Regions from separate parts of the Homo sapiens genome. Here region 1 is linked to region 2. Evidence: chromatin contacts called from ENCODE POLR2A ChIA-PET data. All regions are on one chromosome and are shown on one strand. The core of a region is the stretch at or near the end of the contact, and the rest is flanking DNA. Distances in the headings are between cores, read along the strand shown. Region 1 overlaps AFF2 (ALF transcription elongation factor 2). Region 2 holds the start of AFF2 (ALF transcription elongation factor 2).

Region 1 (2,700 bases), core at 22-2,521, 150 kb before region 2:
GCTCCATAGCCCACAAAGAAATGCTCAAGCCAAAAACCTGAATTAATCATCATATCATCGGTATGAACAATTCAAGTTTATTCTGTGATGAAGACAGGATGAATTGATCCTATCAATCAGCATGAAAACCCATGTTCATACTGAGAAGTTAAGCCAAAAATCTCAACTCAAGGATTCATCACTCTTAGCAAGTTAGGATATTTTTCCAACTTTTTTCTCCTGGATATAATAAAATTGGTCACATTATGATAATATAAAAACTGACCACTCAAAACCAAATTTACTATGAATTAACCAAAGGCCTTAGGTTTCTCTCTCTCCAGGTTACCTTTTTGGAATCGCTATTTCATTGATATCCACGCTAGCTGACTGGAAAAGGTCAGAAAGAAGAACAAGTTCCATTTAACTACTTTGTTAATCACCTTGGTGTAAGGCATGATGGTGAGAAGCTTCTCTCTATCATAGGATTTTTTTTCTTTTCTTTTTTTTTTTTTTTTTTTTTTTTGACGGAGTTTTCCCTCTTGTCGACCAGGCTGGAGTGCAATGGCGCAATCTCAGCTCACTGCAACATCCACCTCCCAGGTTCAAGCGATTCTCCTGCCTCAGCCTCCCAAGTAGCTGGGATTACAGGCACCAGCCACCACGCCTGGCTAATTTTTTGTATTTTTAGTAGAGGTAGGGTTTTGCCATGTTGACCAGGCTGGTCTCCAACTCCTGACCTCAGGTGATCCACCCGTCTCGGCCTCCCAAAGTGCTGGGATTACAGGCATGAGCCACTGCACCCAGCCCAGGATTTTTATATTAGCTGTGATTTCACCCACCTGTGTGCTTCCCTAGCCACCACAAACAGAGGAACTGCCCTCATTTACAAAAGAGGAAACTAAGGCCCTCCAAAAATGAACAGAGGGAGCTGTCTCAAGCCGTCATCAAGCTAGTGGCAAAGGAAGATCTGAATCTGTTTCTTCCATCTTCAAGTACATGTAGTATCTTCTCCTAGCCTTCTCCTTCTCTCAGACACTTGAACCTTATCTTGTATGTAGATAACTCTCATTTTGCTCATTAAAAGCCTCAGGTTCATTGGTGGGACAATAAAATGCAGGGCACATGTAGATTCCGTGAGATCTAGAAAGTTCAATTATGCCGTCTTCATTAGCGCACAGTGGTAGCCCACACAGGCTGACAATGCAGGCTAGTCTTTTACAACAGAGACTGTTTATAACAGGAAGAGAGTTTAGCAATCATCTAGTTGCAGTGCCCTCATTTTACAGATGAGGAAATAGAACTAAGGTAAGGTAATGGGCCTCACAGCGGGTTTGTCAGAGAACTAGGAGGCTGGAACTCAGGCTTTCACATTCCCAAGCAACATGGTTTGTCCCTTCTGCCTCCTGTGTTTCCATCACACTTCAGAATGAAGATGAGTTTCACATGCACTCCATTGGTCACCTTTCCTTAGGACTGCATTTTATTAGAAATTGGCAGTAGGGAAAAACTTTAGGGATTTAATTTAGATTCGAGTATAGATAAACCACTAGTTTCCTTATATCAAAATGTACAGACCCTAAAGGGATTATAAAAATTAACTGCATCTGTGGGGAAGAGGCTGGGCGAGGGAGAGTAAAAACCAGTTTCAGTCCATTTGGTTCATATATTTCATGAAGCTAATACTCATTGTTTACCTAATTTGGTTATTTTACAAAGCCACTTGGGGAATAAAAAATTGATATTTTAAAATGATAAATTTGTTTTAAAATACTGCTAATATATGATTTACTGTAGTAATGGTGTACATGAAGGTAAATAATTCAGCCTCACTTGTTTTCCAGTCCAACTACAGTAAACACCTTTATTTGGCTAATATCTTTGCAAAAGCATAAAAATACATATTTAATCCACTCAAAGGACAAACATAAGCTATCACTCACTTCCTGTGGTTCTTCTGAATGAATCCCTGCCTTCTATAACATGTGTAGATATTTATCCATGTTATATGTTCCAGAGTGTCAGGTGATACTTTTTCTATACCGAGTCCTATTTTGAATTTGACACTGATCTAATCTCTACATAACTTCTTTTTGTTAAGAAAAGAAAATCTCTGCTATCCAATACCTTCAAACTTAACCCACATTATGTAAAGTGCTAAATTCAAAACTATAAAAGCAGCTCAAAACAGGCCATCATTATTTTACACATATAGAGTAAAAACACAAGAACCTTGGATCTGGAGGTGTGCAAAAGAATAGAAGGTAAGTGGCCTTGGAAAGGAATTTCTAAAACCAGTAGAACCTCCTCAGCCATATTTAATGTCAGGACTCATGAGGAACTCAGCATACCACCACTCTCTTCAGCAAATGAACTATCTCCCTGCAAACACTGTCTCTCATGAAAAATAATCAAGAAGAGAATGAAAAGGTGAGAAACACACAAGTTTTTAGCTCTAGACAGCTGCCCATCTGATCATTCCAATTTGTTTTTGATTTTCCTTTAAATCTGTGGTTTGTAAAATTATGTAGACATCAATAGTCCAGAGGTCCTGGCAGAAACAGGCTTAATATTTCAATGTAGGAGCATCTTGGGACTACCTCATCCCCTCCATTTCTGAAAATGGAAGCAAAGATTCAGCCCATCTGCAAAGCCTGTCTAAGCCTCCTCCAATTAAGTCAGGCAGACCTCCCAAGAGCCATCCCTCCTAACTTGTTTCTG
Region 2 (2,700 bases), core at 190-2,689:
TGTATATCAGTATTTATGCACACGCGCACGCACATCTCTAAGAGAGTTAACAACTTTCCAGGTCCCCAGTCACCTTTCTACCATCTTTCAAAATGTCTCAGCGACAAGTTTAGGGTATTTTGTGAAGAGCTGACTCAACCTTTGAATCTGAGCTGGAGGTCCCTTACAAAAAACTACGGCTGCCTCCCAGTGGGAGGCCGAAGGGGGTCCATCCGGTAATTAAATGTGCATTGACATCAGAGCTGCGGATTTGGGGGGCCAACTCCGAAAACCCTCAGTCTTGAAAGCCAAGCGCCGAAGTCGGCCTCGAACCAAGGTCCCCTGAGTGGTGGCCCCCAAAGCCGCTGCTCCACCCGGGAGTGCAGGGAACTTGGGCTGAGTCGGCAGAAGGAAAGGTGTGCGCGCCGCGCAGCGCAGGGATGGAGGTGGCGGCAGCGGGGGCGGTGGCCACCAAGGAAGCAGAGGGCTGCTGGCCGCACCTGGCCGTTGCCTTTCCCCCATGGCCCGCCGCGGGCGTTGGGCACCTGGAAAGTTGAGACATTTCGGGCGGGCGGCATCCGGGGCTCAAGGAGGCCAGACCGGCAAGCCGCTCCGAGAGAAAAGCTCCTGGGAGGTCGTGCGGTTCAGCCCTCGGGCGGCACCGAATTCGATGTGAGCCAAATGCAACTCTTTAGACTTGGAGCGCAAAGCGACGCTTTCGGGTCCGCATCCCTCCCTCTTCCCGCACCTCCCCCCACCCCGGCATCCGACCTAGGAGTCAGCGCGGCCGGGGCCAGAGGTGGCTGAGAGCAAGTGGGAGGGAGTCCGGGGCGCCCCCCACGACAGCTTCAGCTCCTCTTAACAAAGGCGAAAACCTCAGACTTCGCCAGGAGACTCGCTCATCAAAGGAGAAGGCAAAAATCAACACCTACCACTGCTGCTCCAAGTCCCAGTCTCTGAAAAAGTCGAATAGATCCATAGCGGCCAGGCGGCGGCGGCGGGCGGGCGCCTGTCCCTGATCGCAGCGGGTCGGCGCGGCTCTCGGCACAGCTCGCTGGCGGTTCTCGGCGGCCCCCGGCTCTCCAGCCCTCCCGCCCAGCTAAAAGTGTCCGGGCCGCATCGGCAGCAGCAGCGGGCGCTGGAGGTGTCTGGTCCTGTGCTCCGGCGAGGAAGCGGCGGCAGTGGCACTGGGCGGGCAAGCGCCTGGTCGCCCACTCGGGTCCGCTCGGTCCGCGGTAGCCCGCGCACCCAGCGACCCGACGCTGCGGCGGCAGCCGCTGCGGGCTCAGGCGGGCTGGGCCGCCCGCCTGGCTGGCTGCGGGCCGGCGGCGGCAGCGGCGGCGGGGGCGGCCGGGGCAGAGGCAGCGGCGCGGCGCGGCAGCCGGGGCGGCAGCGGCGGCGGCGGCGGCGGCGGCGGCGGCGGCGGCGGCGGCGGCGGCAGCGGCTGCACAGGCGGCGGCGGCGGCCGCGGCAGCATCACACACTTACACACTCACAGGGGGCGGAGCCTGGACAGCTAGAAGCCGCGACATGGAGCAGGCACGTTATCATCCCCGGATCTGGCAGGGGCTCGCCGCGCCCGCCCCTGCCTTTCGGGAACCCTCTCCCACCCCCCACTGTCAAAATCAGCTAGTGGGAGCGGCCACAGAGCTGAGGACCCGGACCCGGACCCGGGACGCAGGGGCCGTGGCAGGGATACAGGAGGTGGGCTGGCGGGACCAGGACGCGGGCTTCGGGAATGGGACCCCTCTCTGAAGCCCAGCCCACCCCCACCACTGGGAATTAGTTTTGAACTAGAAAAGACAGCACAAACAGCCGTGGGGTTGAAGGTCGCCCCCTGCCACCTCAAGCACAGCTCCTTGAGCCCCCGAGTAGTGGAGCAAACTTTGCGGGCCTGAGCATCCCTCAGGTCTGTAGTGCGTAGCACGCGGGTCCAGGAAGGAGAAGGCGGTCACCTTCACCAGCCCCGTGGCTCCACGTGCCCGCACCCAGGCCCTCCAGGCATGCCTTTAGGCGCGCACCTAGTAGGTCAGCGAGCTATAGGCCCTGGATTCAGTGGGCAGCAAGGATAGGAACAAATGACTGCCCTTGCGTGGTCCTTGAGTTCGGGGTTAGGATACTGTTAAACTGGGTTCCACTGTCACTTTCCTCGCACGGTCACCAGGTGCCTTGAGCAAAAGACTTCTGCTAGCTCCTCCTCTGAGAAATGGGAAAACCACTGGGTGTGTGCCCAGTATCCCACGCACCGGCTGCCCGTCTCCCTTCTGGCCTGAAATTCTCTTTCTGCACGTGGAGGGTTTAACCGAGCCTCCTACTCCCTTCAACCTCCACCTCTGATCCAGGAAGGAGTGGATCCCTTTAGCCAATTCCCTGGAGGGAAAGGTTCCCTGGCCTCCGTGCAGAGAAAGGTCTGTGGGAAGGGGCGGGACCGCTTTCTGGCATTTCAGGACATGAGCATTCTGGAGTCCTAGGCATGTAATTTGCCTTCTTCGTGTCGTTATACAGAGGGAATAGTATTGGCACATTTTTCAAATCCTAAGGCTAGAACTCTCTTGGGAAGGACAGCAGACTGAGCCCTGACAGAGCAGGGTGCCGGTAGCTCTGTGTGTGACTCCAAGCAAGTCACTTATCTGGGCCTCAGTTTCTCCATAAAACACCCAGCAGCCCTCTGGCTCATACTTCTCTGACATTCTCCCTTCTATTTGAATATGCTTCTACAGT

What was found. ChIA-PET counts read pairs that join two places held with the same protein, here RNA polymerase II (POLR2A).
Region 1: POLR2A ChIA-PET joins it to region 2 with 18 read pairs in T-cell. The contact joins the enhancer-like site here to the promoter of AFF2 in region 2. POLR2A ChIA-PET finds 5 or more read pairs at or near these places in 2 of 52 experiments (H1 and T-cell).

Annotation. Positions count from the first base shown.
Region 1 is chrX:148,646,367-148,649,066 of GRCh38, reverse strand. The region is part of intron 1 of AFF2 (ALF transcription elongation factor 2); the gene reads right to left. Among named protein-coding and RNA genes, the nearest start is that of AFF2, 150 kb to the right of the region's middle. Within about 2 kb of position 1,271, at least 2 of the 41 ENCODE cell types and tissues checked have a DNase peak (open chromatin) inside an H3K27ac peak, as active enhancers do.
Region 2 is chrX:148,499,356-148,502,055 of GRCh38, reverse strand. It overlaps AFF2 (ALF transcription elongation factor 2), which reads right to left and starts at 1,439. Exons shown (of 21, transcript NM_002025.4): 1 at 912-1,439. The coding sequence starts at 958. RefSeq lists an enhancer at 1-779.